Regions from separate parts of the Homo sapiens genome. Here region 1 is linked to region 2. A link is a loop called in an ENCODE intact Hi-C map of the cell type or tissue named here. Cell type or tissue: CD4-positive, alpha-beta T cell. All regions are shown on one strand.

Evidence for each region. Peaks named below come from ENCODE experiments on the same cell type or tissue, not always from the same donor. Only the 100,000 strongest peaks of a DNase experiment are listed, where the experiment ranks them.
Region 1: it touches region 2 in a loop (5-fold over the local background); 3 of 110 quality-filtered maps call a loop at or near these places.

The regions. Positions count from the first base shown.
Region 1 is chrX:43,650,688-43,658,687 of GRCh38, reverse strand. It overlaps MAOA (monoamine oxidase A), which reads right to left and starts at 2,389. Exons shown (of 15, transcript NM_000240.4): 1 at 2,274-2,389. The coding sequence starts at 2,346. RefSeq lists an enhancer at 3,496-3,555 and a silencer at 3,487-3,881. In CD4-positive, alpha-beta T cell, no CTCF peak of the experiment used is centred here; DNase peaks (open chromatin) are centred at 2,507, 3,247, 3,767 and 4,047; H3K4me3 peaks cover 2,032 bases; H3K27ac peaks cover 309 bases.
Region 2 is chrX:44,538,903-44,546,902 of GRCh38, reverse strand. FUNDC1 (FUN14 domain containing 1) reads left to right here and starts at 4,044. Exons shown (of 5, transcript NM_173794.4): 1 at 4,044-4,098; 2 at 4,802-4,958. The coding sequence starts at 4,071. RefSeq lists enhancers at 3,660-3,719, 3,730-3,779, 3,960-4,349. In CD4-positive, alpha-beta T cell, no CTCF peak of the experiment used is centred here; a DNase peak (open chromatin) is centred at 3,872; H3K4me3 peaks cover 1,393 bases; H3K27ac peaks cover 397 bases.

The DNA.
Region 1 (8,000 bases), 890 kb after region 2:
AAGTCAAGTGCTTTTTCCAGTGTCACTGAAGCTGGCCTCTGGAATAGAGGTGTGAACTACTGTGCAAGAAATGCCCTCTACTTCCCCCAAATGGAAATAAATTAATAATTAAGAGTGACTATGGACAGATTCAGGTTTTGTGGGACCTACAACTTATATATAACTTGGGTATCCTCTCTAAGAAATAAGAAAGCAAAATTGCAAATACAGGACTGAGTATGAAACTGGTTATTTATTTAGAATGAGAACCAGAAGCAACCTACAGTTATAAGGCCATAAAGCATAAAGTTTATCAGCTACATGGTAATTTCACCTCTGCTAATGACCAAGTATGGAGCATAAAGTATAGAAAGGGAGGAAGAGCAGGTAATCAGGCAGAGGAAAAATAAAAAAACCGCGCTCCTTAAGGAATTCTGGAGACTGAACAAGAAAAAGACTAAGAATAAAATCCCAGAAAGAACTCTGAATTGCAGAATACAGATGGTATGGAGATGGGAGAGGACCCAGAACCCCTAGTCAATGTATATAACACATTGTCATCATATTTATTTTCCAGTGATCTACAACCATATTGCTTTTAGGAGGCTTGCCTAGTGGGACCAGATTTTGGGAAACAGCAGTCCACTTCATTGCAGGTACTCAACAAGTGTTTTTTGAATGAATAAATAAATACATAAATAAATAAAGAGAAACAAGCTGAAATACTCCTTTTTCTTACTCTCCACCAGGAGCTGCTTTCCTCTGATGCTCCAACATACATGTATGTTTTTGCTGGTACTGGCTGGAACTGGCAAAGCAACAGTTCATGCCAATCTCTTCTCTTGGCCTGTTCAGGATAAACAATGTTGGGTTCAGATAAAGCTATCTCTACCCAACATTAATTTGTAGCATGTTCAGAGTCTCCTCGAAAGATTTATATATAAAAATGGCTACTGTGGGGCCACTCTACTTACTCCCTCCCATCAGCTTTCTCTTTCTGAATCAGATCCTGCAGGGATAACTCAGAAATTATTAACACCTAGTAGGGGGAGGATAGGTCAGTGTGGTATTCTAGCCAGGGATGAAAGGCAACAAAATTCCTAATTTTCAAACATTTTACCAATGATGGCAACATAGGCGACAATATATCAATCATGATGAGGCTTCCAGGAAGATATTGGAAAGCCTCATGCACCACTCACTTGGTTAGCCACAAATCCAAGCCAGGACCAGGGGCACCCTGGCCCACCAACTGGCTCATCAGAAGACAAGATTCAGGTGGTGGGAGCTCTTAGTGAAAGGAGGAAGGAGGATACAACAGGGCACTCAGCCCCTGCTTCATAAAGGGATTCTCTTTGGACAATAAATGTCCTACACCTTCCTGCAAGTTCATATATATATATACACACACACAGTTCATATATATATATATATAAACACAGTTCATATATATATATATAAACACAGTTCATATATATATATAAACACAGTTCATATATATATATAAACACAGTTCATATATATATATAAACACAGTTCATATATATATATAAACACAGTTCATATATATATATAAACACAGTTCATACACACACACACACACACACACACACACACACACACAGGAATAGTTTAAGAGCTCACCCCCTCTTCTCCTCTTTTTTTTTTTAACCTTTTCTTAAAGGAGTCTACCTCCTTCCTCTTCACCTACTAAATTTTCTACGGAAAATAGAGAAGAGCAGGACTGGAATAACACTACTGCTCCCTCAATACTACAGAAATCTGTATCCTGATGTTCTGTTTAGGGCAAAGGATATGAAATCAGTGAGGCAAAGCAGCCACCTCAGGAATTAGTACTGCAGGTCTTAAATGGGAGAAAATCGTTCAGCCACTTACAAGCTAGGTGATTCGACCTCAAGAGAGTTATTGAAACTCCCCAGACCTCAGTTTCTTGGTTTTGCAAAACGGGGATGAATTTAGTTCCCACCTCACAGGACTGTTGAGGACTGAGAAAATCCACGTAAAGTGCTAAATACAACTGCACAGCAAGAGCTAATTAAATATTAGTATTTAATAGTAGTAGTAGTAAAATTATTGTGTCTGCCTCCCCCAGTCACACCACCAGCAAAACTGGCACAACCCCCACTCCTACCTCGCAGGATATGGGGCCAAGCCATGGCTACACTACACTCTCGCATGCATGAGAGACCCCCAAACACCACAAGAGCTACTGTAGGTTCCCCTACCCCTCACTGGCCAGGGTCCCCCAGGCCACCGCTACGGTCCACACTGACCTGAAATGCCACCTCCGATCACGACTACGTCGAACATGTGGCCCGCGATACTCGCCTTCTCTTGATTCTCCATGCTTTGGCTGACACGCTCCTGGGTCGTAGGCACAGGAGTGGGGACGGCAAAGGGTGGGAAGGACCCTTCTATCAACTCCCCCGGGGAGCCCGGGGGCGGAGCCGATCCTTCTTTTGATACCCGGGGGGAGCCGGGCACTGTGGGCGGGGCGAACCCTTTTGCTGATACTCCGGGAGCGCCCAGGGGCGGAGCTGATGTTTCAGCTGATACCCGGGGGGAGCTGGGCACTGAGAGCGGGGCGGACCCTTGTACTGACACTCGGCGAGAGTTATTAGGTTTAGAATGTCCTTGTGTCGGCAGCTGGAAAGGATTACTGGGTGCAGGAGGTTCTTGTATTGAACCCCGCGGAGTGTCAGGCACTGAGGTGGGGGTAGACGCCTGCCTTGACACTGGGGGGATGTTATGGGGTGCAGGAGGTGCTTGTGGCGACACTGGGGAAATGTTATTGGGTAGAGGTGGTCCTGGTACCAAACCCCAGGGGAAGCTGGACACTGAGGATGCGGCAGACCCTTGTACTGACACTCGGGGGTGTTACTGGGTGTAGGAGGTGCTTGTATTGACACTTGCGAAAGGTCATTGGGTATAGGAGGTCCCCGTACAAATATCCAAGTGTAGTCGGACACTGAGGTCAGGTTGGAATCCGGGGGCAGGGTCGGTCCTTTTACCAAACCCCGTGGGGTGCTGAACCCTGAGGAGAAGGCAGACCCTTGCAATGACTCTACGGGGGAGTTTACGGGCGGGGTAGGTCCTGTTACTAATACCCAGGGAATGCCGGTGTCCTGATTGGAGGCTGTGACGGCCCCATCGGAGGAGTTCGAGCTGGTGGTAGACTTGGGGATCCGACTGCTCGGGTTGTAAGCGCTGAAACCCCGGAGGCCACTCTTGGAGTCGGAGTCAGTACTCTCGCTAAGACCGGTAGTGCTGATTGGGGAGTGTATGCTGGAGCTCCAGGAGGCGGCCTCGGCAGTTGAGGACGTGCTCCACTGGGAACTGGCTAGCGGATCCGAGACGGACCGCCACTCAGAACGGACGCTCCATTCGGACAGGCTGTAGGAGGTGTCGTCCAAGCTGGAGTCCGGGTTCGGGACCTGGGCAGTTGTGCCCCCGGCTTCGGGCGGGCCCTCCGCCTTGCGCTCGGTGCCGGTGCCGGTACTGGTGCGGGTACTGGTGCCGGTGCCGGTACTGGTGCGGGTACTGGTGCCGGTGCCGGTACTGGTGCGGGTACTGGTGCCGGTGCCGGTGCCGCCGGGGAAGGAGGCTGAGGCGTTTGTGCTCATGTTTCTGGAGCACGCTGGGCGCTGGGGGCGGTGTTCTGCTTCCCGCAGCCCTTCTCCACGGTCAGGCTGTTCTCGGTACCCACTCTTAGAGACCAGCCCCGGGCTCCCGGCCCAGTCAGGGGCGGGGAGAAGTGACTCTAGGCCGGCCTGGCTCCGCCTTCCCGGCCTGCCTGCAGGCTCGCGCTGGAAACCCTGCCACTGGGCGTGGCCGGACGATGCCACTGCAGGCGGGGGGCGCGGTTGCCTGGCGAGAGTGGGGGAGTAGACGTGGGTGTAGCCGCGTGGGCTCTCAACCTAGTGCTTTCATTCTTTAGTTTTAACTGAAAGCTATCTGGGCAAGAGTGGACTTAAGGAAGCAGATATATGAAGGCGGCTGAGCCAGGCAGGATCGCAGGGTCGCAGGGTGCTGCCCCACTTGGTCTGGCCCCTTTGTGACGTCATGTAGGGCCCGTCGAGGTCTGCGCAGCCTCCAGCCCTCACTAGGTTGAGGGCGGGGCGGGGAGGGGCGGGGAGGGGCGGGGAGGGGCGGGGAGGGGCGGGGAGGAGCGGGGAGGGGCGGGGAGGAGCGGGGAGGGGCGGGGAGGAGCGGGGAGGGGCGGGGCGAGGCGAGACGGGACGGGGCGGGGCGAGAACCGTCACTTGGGGGAGACCAGGCAATTGTTGGTTCTCTGTGGGGTTTTTCAAGCTGAGGCGCTTAACCCAAATCGAAGCAAGTAGGCAAGAAAAATAACTCACCTATCATGTATTAAGTGGGACTGCATTTTAAAAGGTCAAAGGGATGGCTAAGGTGCAGAAACAAATGAAATAAGAAAACATGTGTTTCCCCATCCTACTGAAAAGAGTGCTATTTAGTGCACATATTTTACTGTGCAGCCAGCCTTCTGTTTGCTAGTTTTATCCCTTTCTTAATTTTCCACTTTTTGTTATCCTGAATTTGTCATCAAAAGCTGAATTTGTCATTACTGGAACTCTCAAAGATAGGTGAAATCTGGCCGGGCGCGGTGGCTCACGCCTGTAATCCCGGCACTTTGGGAGGCCGAGGCGGGCGGACCAACTGAGGTTGGGAGTTCACGACCAGCCTGACCAACATGGAGAAACCGCGTCTCTACTAAAAATACAAAATTAGCCGGGTGTGGTGGTTCATGCCTGTAATCCCAGCTACTCGGGAGGCTGAGGCAGGAAAATTGTTTGAACCCAGGAGGTGGAGGTTATGATGAGCCAAGATCGCGCCATTGCACTCCAGCCTGGGCAACAAGAGCGAAACTCCGTCTCAAAAAAAAAAAAAAAAATAGGTGAAATCGTGACGTAAATTTAGAGAAAGTGATGAGAACTCGAGGAAGCTAATGATGTCTGCTCCCACCTATAAACATTCCTCCTGTTGCCCCTCGCCCCATTCTGTATCAAACATCTTGTTGAATAAACTGTAAAGAAATATGGATTTAGTCTTTTCTTCATCCTGTTTCAATAACTTTTACTTCCTAGAAAAGGACTTGAGACTTATGACTAAATTGAAATCATTTTTATCTTGGTAGACTTTGAGCATAGAGAGAAGAAAAACTAGATATGAAGAAATCAGCTCTTTCTAATGTGATTCTGTCCACCTTTCTCCTTATTCTCATTGTTTTCATTTATTTTCGTTCAAATACTTGATTTCACAGTATGTGCTAGGCACAGGGCATGGTACTGGGATACACAGGCAACACAAGACAGAGACCATCATCATCGAACACACAGTCTAGTGGATGAGTTAATAGAGGACATAGACAACTGTCTATCTGATGTGTAAATACAAACTCTGACAAATGTTATATTAGAAAGATCCACATGGATAAGAAAGTGTTAGGGTGTCCTGAGTCCTGACCCCTCTGGAGATTAACTTTGGGACAGAGAGTGTAAAAATGTTTTAGAAAGAAGAAACAATGTGTGCAAAGGCCCTGTGGTAGAAAAAAAGCATAGTTCATTAAGGCAACTAAAAGTTACTCTGTGGAGCTCTGGGCAAGGGGGAGACAACGCTGCTGAGGCCGACTGGGCCAAGGTAGCATCCTTGGCCTCGATCCTAAGAGCAACAAAAGCCACTGCAAGACTTTAGGCAAGTCGCAATATACCTAGATTGCAACTTGGAGAGGTCTATCTGCCTGCCATGTGCATAATCGGGCAAGAGTAGATAGGTACCGGTAGACCAAAGTTAGGAATTCTTTAAAGAATGAGGTGAAAGTGTCTTAGACTGAGGTAGGTGGTGGCAGTGGAGCTGGAGACATGTGGCTATCTTAGAGACATTTACATATAAGGTTGACAGGACTTGGTTGTAGCTAGAATTTGGAAGACCATGAGCATGTTTTTGGACATGATGAGTTTCAAGTACCTTTGAGACATCCAGATGAATGTTATAGAGTAGGCAACGGAACATAAAGCCTGAGACTCAAAGCAAGAGTTTGGATGGAGATGAAAATGTGGAAGTTTCATTAAATAAAGGATGGAAATCGATGAGTAGAAATATGAGTATTTTCTCTCTTCATTTTATTTGTGTTGTATGAAAACAATAAAAGTTCATTTTAAATAAACAAATAAAAGAATGACTGTGAAACATTCCATAAGTATTATTTCCTCCCTTGTGTGACCTTAGGCAAATTACTAGACTTCTCTCTGCGTGTTGTCCCAGCCGTAGAATCGTAGAATCCTATAAGTTGTTGAATCAGTCAGGGTTCTAGCAGGAAACAGCAAACTCAAATTAAGTAATTTCAAGAGCGTATCATCAATGAACTATTTTCAAAGATGTGGGCAAGATGGAGAGAAGCCGTAAGGAATCGTGCAGTACCCTGGGTTGGTAACAGCAAGAAGGTATCACTCTGAACAGGTAGGGGGAGAAAGCAGTCACCAGAAATTTAGTGACAATGCTGTTAGGAAAGGGCTGCCTGACACAAGGTGTGGCCTTTAGTTCAGGGAGACAGCCAGCCCACAGGAAACCCGCAGGTAGGAAGCTGGGAGAATAAATACGTAATCTCCCTCCCTCCAGTCTCCTGCTGGTCCTCTGCATAGACCTAACCCAACCAGAAGCTAGAAAACAAGGGAGACTCTTGGTGATGCAGTCCATACAGGTGTGAGACAAAATAGCAAGTGCCAAGAAGCCATGTTTGCTCATTTCTGCTTGCCAGCATAATTTCACAAAGCCTCTGACTCTGTGAAGATATGCAGCTCACCAGAAGGATGCTTTGAAGACACAACAGGGTAGAGCACACGGCCCCCCATGTTTCTTGTCTGAGTCACTATATTCCTTAGAAGATAAATGACCCTAGTCCTTGCCTTTCCCTACACATAAGGTAACGTCTGATGGGGTTGGTGATTATGCTTCCGTAATCTGTTGCCAGATGTACTCTTACACCCAAATCTAGATGTGATTCTGCTTCATTGTAACTTCCAAGCAGGTTTGATGCAATTTTGCAGGTACTGAACTCCCACGCTTGTCTATAAGCAATGGGCTGAAATACTGTGCCCGAGCCGTCTGATGGAACTGCTCCCGAGCTATAAGCCTTGGTCTATAGTCTCCAGTAAGACTTCTGTATAAAATTAACTGTAATTCTTTAAAAGCTTCATTTTTTTCCCTTAGTTGACACAGGTCAGCCTTCAGGGGCCAGAACAGAGTAGAGAAGTGTGGTAGTAGCACCCGGAGAAGCAAAATGAAGATATCTAGCACAGCTGAAGCGAGGGTTAAGTGAGCAAATGCATTAAAACATTTAGGGTAGTACCAGACATGTAAGAATTACTCAATACATATTCACATTTTAATTTTTAAAAAACTACATTATATATTCATGCCATATATATATATATATATATATATTCACTCTCTATGTTCAATTGCCTACTCTAGTCTACTTAATCATTACCCTCTAACATTAAGCGTTTAGTACTTTCCAATTTTTAATATAATACATAACATGGAGACGAACATTTTGTGCATAAAATATTGTATGTAGTTTTTACAATTTCCTTGAGATAGAATCCTAAAACAGGATTATGAGGTAAGAAAGTAGGAGCATTTTTAAGCTCTTTGATTGAAGTTACCAAATTACTTCCCCAAAAGATTATACAAATTTATACTTCATTAGTAATGCCTAAGAATGGCTATCTTCTTACTATACCCACTCCGACAATAAACAAGTTCACTTTTAACCTTTCTTAACTTGAAAGGTGAAAAATCAGCATGGCGTTGCTATTTAAATTAGCATTTATTTGCTTACTGGTGAAATACATCTTTCAAAAATGTATTATAGCCATTTCCATCTCTTCTGTTGTGAATGATCACTTCATGCCTTTCTGCAGTTGATTTCTGAAAGTGCTTTATAAAAGATAGTAACCCCTTGCTTGCTATTTTCACTG
Region 2 (8,000 bases):
TCTCAATTTAGGTGTGAGTTTGAAGAGGCACAGGGTGAGTATAGGTTTGGTTACACTAATGTTTTAAAAATTTTATATAGTCATTAGTCACTATGTCTGGATAAAATGTTGTTTCTTGGGATCAGCAACACAATGAACTTAATTGCCTAAGAATGAACACATTATTTCAGTGTGTCTGTATTCATTAGACCACCCTATTAATGTCCAAAGTTTCCAATATCCTCACTTTTGAGATACTTCAGTCTCTCATTTATTATTATTATTATTATTATTGAGATGGAGTCTTGCTCTGTCTCACCCAGGCTGGAATGCAGTGGCGTGATTTCGGCTCACTGCAGCCTTCGCCTCCTGAGTTCAAGCAATTCTCCTGTCTCAGCCTCCTGAGTAGCTGGGGCTACAGGCGTGCGCCACCATACCCGGCTAATTTTTGTATTTTTTTTAGTAGAGACGGGGTTTCACCATGTTGGCCAGGCTGGTCTCGAACTCCTGACATCAAGTGGTCCTCCCGCCTCGGCCTCCCAAAGTGCTGGGATTACAGGCATGAGTCACCAAGCCCAGCTCTCATTTATTATTATTATTATTATTTTCAAGATGGAGTTTTGCTCTTGTCACCCAGGCTGGAGTGCAATGGTGTGATCTCGGCTCACTGCAACCTCCGCCTCCCGGGTTCAAGTGATTCTCCTGCTTCAGCCTCCCGAGTAGTTGGGATTATAGGTGCCCACCACCACACCCAGCTAATTTTTTGTATTTTTAGTAGAGACGGGGTTTCTCCAAGTTGGTCAGGCCGGTCTCAAACTCCCGGCCTCAGGTGATCCACCTGCCTCGGCCTCCCAAAGTGCTGGGATTACAGGAGTGAGCCACGGTGCCCAGCCCAATCTCTCATCTTAATTGTGTTCTTTTTTGGCTATGTGTTTAGACAGTTTGTGGTCCTCTCCTCCATCCTCTTCCCTCAACTGTAAAAAGTAAAATAGAGGTTCCTCTTCAAAGACGTTCCTCCCGGTCTAATTAGGAATAAATGGTAACTTCTTTTAAAAGCAAAATTTATTCAAAGACCTGTGCTAACATTCTTAAATATCTGCTAGCCATAATAAAGGAATCAATGTATTTTATCTTCTTATCTCCTACAATTTAGCCTCAATATTTGCCCTGGCATGCTTATACTGGTCCAAGCAAGCATTAGGTCATAGCTTGTTCCTCTTCCTTATTTAAAAGTGTTTTTATCTTTCTCAGCATTCCACAAGTTACTTCCTCTTTCCTTTGTTCTCCTCTACCTTTGCCTCTTTTAAAAACTTCCAAGTTGCTAGCCAATCAAGACAAATACAGAATGTGAGGTCCCGTTCCAGCCAGTGGAAACCGGACACAGCAGTAAGGTAGACGCGTCAGGTTATAAATGACCCTGTGTCCTTTGTTCAGTGTACTCTTGTGGCAAAACTGCTAGCGAGTGTTCCCTTTCTGCAAAAAGTAAAAATGGCCTTACTAAATAAATTAAATTTATGTTCAAGTGCTATTTCTTTATGGCACCGGAGAACAAGCATTTCAAACACAACCTTGCAAACCACCTCCATGAACATTAATTTAAATAAAGTGATTGCCAGGATTGTCCACATGCTTTTGCTATCTCTACACAGTGAAATTATACTGGGTCGTAGCAAAAGAGAATTTGATTTTCCAATCAGTTTTAAATTAAAATAAAACATAATTGAAGCTAACAGGCTAATTAGTTGCAGAGATATGGTAAGAAATAAAGGGAGACAAGTTACTCAATAGTTACTAGAAATTAGTATCATAATACAAATGATAATGAAGGTAAGCCATTCAATTTATAGGGATTTTACATGCTTAGGAAAATTCCTTTCCCAGTCAACAAATGACAAAACATAAACTTGCAAGCTATGTGTTAAGTTGGTGCAAAAGTAATTGTGGTTTGCTATTAAAAGTAATTAATAAATAAGAATATTAATAAATGGGCATATTGTAAAAAGAAATAATAAAGTGCCAGGATTTGAAAAGCCAAGTGCATCTATGCAAGCCAATTTTTAAAGTAATGCAATTTATGCCAGAATTCCTTGTTTTTCCATTAAAATGAATACTGAGAGGACTTTTGTTTAATTGTACAGCAGATGCGGGTGCAACGCAAGTTCAAGACAAGTTTCTGGGTTGGTTTATGTGGACTTGGGTTAGCTGCTTGGTGATCAATATGGCTTTGTATTCATAGAATCCCATGGGGTTTCTGGGTGAAGACCTTGACCTTGTTCCTCTGTCAGATTTAAATAATAAGAATGATGCTGGCCGGGTACGGTGGCTCACCCCTGTGATCCCAGCACTTTGGGAGGCCCAGGTGGGTGGATCACTGAGATCAGGAGTTCGAGACCAGCCTGGGCAACATGGTGAAACCCCCTCTCTACTAAAAATACAAAAATTAGCCGGGCGTGGTGGCACGTGCCTGTAATCCCAGCTCCTTGGGATGTTGGGAGGCTGAGGCAGGAGAATCACTTGAATTCGGGAGGTGGAGGTTGCAGTGAGCCGAGATTGTGCCATTGCACTCCAGCCTGGGCAACAGAGCGAGATTCCATCTCAAACAAACAAACAAAAGAATGACACTAAAAAATTATGTCCTCTTGCCAGGTCAGGAATTACGAGGTTTCTAGGCCTTTCTTTACCTCCTTTGGATTCCTGGCAGGAACTCAAGAGAGAGAGCAGGTAAACAGATTCCAACTTCTAGCAGCAGGGCATTAGAAAACTTGTGGTCCCTTTGTGAGCGCTTGCGCCCTTAGAAAAGTATGGCTTGAAACAGGGTTTCTCTTATCTTTTACAAGCCTTTTTCCTCAAGCATTTGAATTCTGGTAATGTTCAAAATACTGTTAAAAAATTATTCTGACAGTATGCAAGTGATGGGCCTGACAAAAAAATTATGGGACACTTCTTAAAATGGTAAGGAAGACTTTGTTCATGACTACTGCAATAGGTATCACAACTATTGCAATACAGCCTGGCATGGTGGCTCACATCTGTAATCCCAGCACTTTGGGAGGCAGAGGCAGGAAGACTGCTTGAGCCCAGAAGTTTAAGAGCAGCCTGGGCAACACAGGGAGACCTACTCTCCACAAAAAATAAAAATAAATTAGCCGGGAGTGGTGATGCACGCCTGGAGTCCTGGGTACTCTGGAGGCTGAGGTGGGCCGATCTCTTGGGCCCAGGAGTTTGAGGCTGCAGTGAGCCATGATAGCGCCACTGCACTCCAGCCTGGTGACAGAGCAATACCTTTTCTCATAAAACAAAGACTATGGCAATAGGGGTGAGTGATGGGTCTCAACTCTGAATACAGCAGGGAATTTATAGTAAATGATCAGAGTGAATGGATCAATGGGTGGAAGATTACCAAGAGTAGACATGAAGGGTAGGGGTATTCTTGCTAAAGCCAATTTAACAGGATTTTTGCTGGTGGCAGAGTGATCAGATATCAAGAGTGGGGTTGAGGAATTCGATCGGATATTGAGGGTGATTCGATATTAAGGGTGGGGGAGTTCTTACTAAACTGACTTAACTGCATTCTTACCACAAATGGACTAGGCAGGTCAAAGACGACCCAAGGAGGAGACCCAGTCAAAAACAGCTCAGAGGAGCCTCCTGACTAAAGTTTGGTCAAGGAGAGAGTCTTTGTCAATACCCAGCTGGTTCTCCCTTTGTACCACCATGTGGCGCCCTTCACCCCATTCCTTCAGCCCTTAAGGCTCTTTTAAAACAAAATAATCAAATTCAAGTTACGGAAATTCTAGGAGGGGCGGTCCCTCCCCCTTCCTAGTTGCGGAAGGCAACGGACTACAAGTCCCCTACGCTCTCGCGGGGCTATGATCCGCCCGGCCCTCCCCACATTCCGGAGTTTCGCGCCTGCGCAGAAGGCAGAAGGTCCTGCGCTGAGAGAAGGGGGCGGAGACAGGACTACGCGCCTGGAGTAGGAGAAGGAGGAAAAAAGAGACCATAGACTTCCATCCTGGCCTAGAGCGGCCCTTAAAGTGCCAGGGAGAGGAGGGCGGGTGGGGACCACTCCAGAATTGGCCGCTGGCGGTATCATGGCGACCCGGAACCCCCCTCCCCAAGGTGAGCGGCCAGGGCCCGAAGTGGTATCTGGGACGCGGCTCACAGCTCTCGACCTTGCTCCTATGGCACCTCTTCCTTCCCCTGCCCTAGGATTCTTCGAGCTCCATTTTTTTTTTAAGGCAGCCCCTTCGAGCACCCCCTCCGAGCTAGACTTTTTCCTCCCCTCTCTGCGGAACTCAAGCGGAGAGCCACCCCCACCCCCAGCACAGCCCTACCTGCCTCCTGCCTTACCTTCACCTCCGGCCCTTCATCTCCCATCTTCAAATGTATTATTTTCTTTTTTTAAACGTCTGGACTCAAGTGATTTCGCTGAGCTCCAGACTAGTTCTCTCAGGAGGACCCCTCCCCACCCCCATTCCTCCCACTGATGAAAATGGACCCTGCTCTGACCTTGACCCTACTAAGGTTTGGAGGTGGGGGTGACCCCTCACTACTGTGTCATTCTGAGTTGGCCCTGGCTTCGTGACCCCAGGCTGGTCCCCGGGCCTTTGGGAAAGCAGATGGGGGTCATTGTTGCAGGGTCCTTTACTCTTGAGGCCCTGGTCTCAAGAATTGAGTTAAATAAAGTCAGTAGTTTCTATGTGGGCATTTTTAGCTGTAGGCCAGAACTAATGAGTTGTAACAGATTTTTAAAAAGATGTATAGAACATTTCTGACTTTTGATTGACTCTACATTTATTTTTTGCATTTTGCTATTTTGAAGACTATGAAAGTGATGACGACTCTTATGAAGTGTTGGATTTAACTGAGTATGCAAGAAGACACCAGTGGTGGAATCGAGTGTTTGGCCACAGTTCGGGACCTATGGTAGAAAAATACTCAGTAGCTACCCAGATTGTAATGGGTGGCGTTACTGGCTGGTGAGAACAACGTCTTTTTCATTAAATTTCATTTGGGGGCCTGACACTGCTGTCCTTTCATACATGGGCAAGAATCACCGTGCACAGGCAGTAGGTCTACACTGTTAATTCCAGAAGAGGCTTTTCTCTGAGTTAAAATTGATGTAATCTACATTCCCAGGCTCCCTGTTGAGTTTTGGCGATCCCCTCCCCCATGCCCACCACTGTTCCTCTTCTCCCTCCTCATCCTTCTTTTGATTCTTTATATAATTTCCCCATTCTCATGTTCAGCAAATGTCGTGGATCTGATTCAGTGATAGTAGATAGGAAGAAATATATGAGTTAATTATATGTAAATTTTTACATTTCATTCAGTGCTAACTGCTGAAAAAACCTAAGAAACTCCCACGGTAGAACTGGCCTCTAGTATTGTCAGCCCTGTACAGAGCAGTGTAAAATGCTCAGTATGAATTATTGGTGATGATACAGATGATTCTGTTTTTTGTGGGCTCGTTCAGATTATGATAACTCTTTGAAAAAGAGCTGTAGAACGTTAATTCTGTGTTTAAAGGTCTGATTGCTTACTTGATAATATTGTGGAGTCCATTAAGAAGTAGTTAATAACCATCAGCCTGACCAGTTAACATTTCAGACCACGTGATAACACAATGGCTACTGTGGATCTAATTCTGTTCTTATAATAAAAAAACTAGCCAGATAACAAGGGGCAGAAACAAATTTGACTGTTTTGAAAATGTTCGTGACTGTAGAGAAATTTTGGAGTTAGTGAGGGTACTTAACTTGTGCATAAGCGTTTTTTCTTAGATTCTTATTTAAATTCATCTTACATAGATTTAATTGAAATATTTACCTGTTTCCACTTGATAAGTATAACGATGAGTTTTTTGATTTGTGTTTTACATGCACCTTGGAATAATGACCCACTCTTCTATGCCTTTTTTTTTGCAAATGCCATTTTATGATAGAAGTACTCATTGTGAAGATTCTGTGGTGCAGAGGTGCGGCATTTATTCATGATATGTACTTACTAGTGCTGCTGCAGGAAAAAAGCCTGCAATTAGAAGAGAGATGCCTGTCAGGGCCTGGTCATTCAGATAATTCTCCACAGGCTGATAGTTCCTCTAGCCCTGTAATTCAGGGTATGGCTCTGCTTAAATAAGCTCACAATTTGGTTCCATGGGTGATTGGTTAATGTCAGTCAGGGCCTAAAGCCCAGTCTTAAAACAGACTCAAAAATAATTGAGAATAGAATTATCAAGTCATTTCATTGTTTCTCCTTGGAGACCAGACTCCTTGTAGATGAAGCCCCATCATTGGCAGAAGTTTGCTCGGAAAGCCTAGAGACAGAGCAGCAGGAGATAGGTTCATTTTAGTGACTGATGCCATCAAGCAATGGATACACATGCTTGTGGAACACAGTCCAAGGGACATTGTGGCTGCTGCCTGCCTTTTCTGTTCCCTTTTCTGAGCCTTTGTTGCTGACATATATGTATATATACATACACACACACACACACACACACACACACAACACACACATTTGGATTACAGCCAGGTGTTGGTCCAGGAGCTGTATAATACAACTCTAATAATTATACAGGCGATTTGTTGCAATGACTATATTCAGTGTAGTAAATTTTTGCAATTTTCTTAGGATGTAAAACTGATGTGATATTATGGTGTATATTAAGGAGGAACAGTTAATAGGCACTAACCTAACAAGTTAGCAATTTAGACCAATTCAAGACATGTATAGGAGGCTGAGGAGATTTTATTTTGCTGTAGGTAGCTGTAGGCTTTTGATCATGACAAAAAATTAAAACTATTAGGATGGGTCCTTGCTAGGAGAGATGGGAGGTGTTGAGACCAGTTAGAGGGCCCTTAAAGTGTTCTGGAAGCAAGGTAATGATGACCTTGAGAGTGGAAAGGAGAAGACAGTCAAATAATGTTTTGGAGATAAAATATATAGAACTGTGGAGGCCAGGTGCGGTGGCTTACACTGGTAATCCCAGCACTTTGGGAGGCCGAGGCGGGTGGATCACCAGAGGTCAGGAGTTCAAGACTAGCCTGGCCAACATTGTGAAACCCCGTCTCTACTAAAAATACAACAATTAGCTGGGTGTGGTGGCGGGCATCTGTAATCCCAGCTATTCAGGAGGCTGAGGCAGGAGAATTGCTTGAACCCGGGAGGCGGAGGTTGCAGTGGGCTGAGATGGCACCAGTGCATTCCAACCTGGGTGACAGAGCGAGCTCCATCTAAAAAATAAATTAATTAATTAAATTAAATAACAGAAATTTATTCTCTCACAGTTCTGGAGGCTAGAAGTCTGAAATCAGGATGTCAACAGGGTTTGTTCCTTCTTGGAGGCTCAGAGGGAGAAATCTGTTTTATGTTTCTCTGCTAGCTTCTGGTGGTTGCCAGCAATCCTTGTCATTCCTTGGCTTGTAGACGTATTACTCCAGTCTCTGCCTCTGTTGTCCTCACATGTCGTCTTCCCTCTGTGTGCGTCCTTATCGGATTAAAGGCCCACCCTGTCCAGTATGATCTCATCTGAACTTATTACATCTGCAGTGACTCTGTTTTCAAATAAGGTCACATTTAGAGGTTTTGGGAAGGATATGAATTTTGAGGGGGACACCATTCAACCCAGTGCAGAAGGCTAGAGTTAGAAATATAGGATTCATTTGCACAGTGTGGATCTGGAATGCTGAAGGGAATGTGAGCTCACTGAAGGAGCGAATTAATGACAAAAGAAGTATGAGCTGACACAGGGTAGATGAGACACAAAAAACATTTAATATAAAAATAGGTAGATATAGATAAGGAGGCCTTTAGAAATGTGGGCTGAAGTATAGTTATTGAGTGGAACAACAGCTGGACCTGAAAGGGTAGGAATGGTAGGAAAGCTTTAGATAGGTAGAGCTAGGAAGAAACCCCTAGAAGCAGGGAGATTAATAGCTTGAGCAAAGGTGATGACCTATTTGGAGGTTAATGGGGTTGGAGCCGAAGGTGGGGGTCAACCAGGTGTATGGACCATCTTG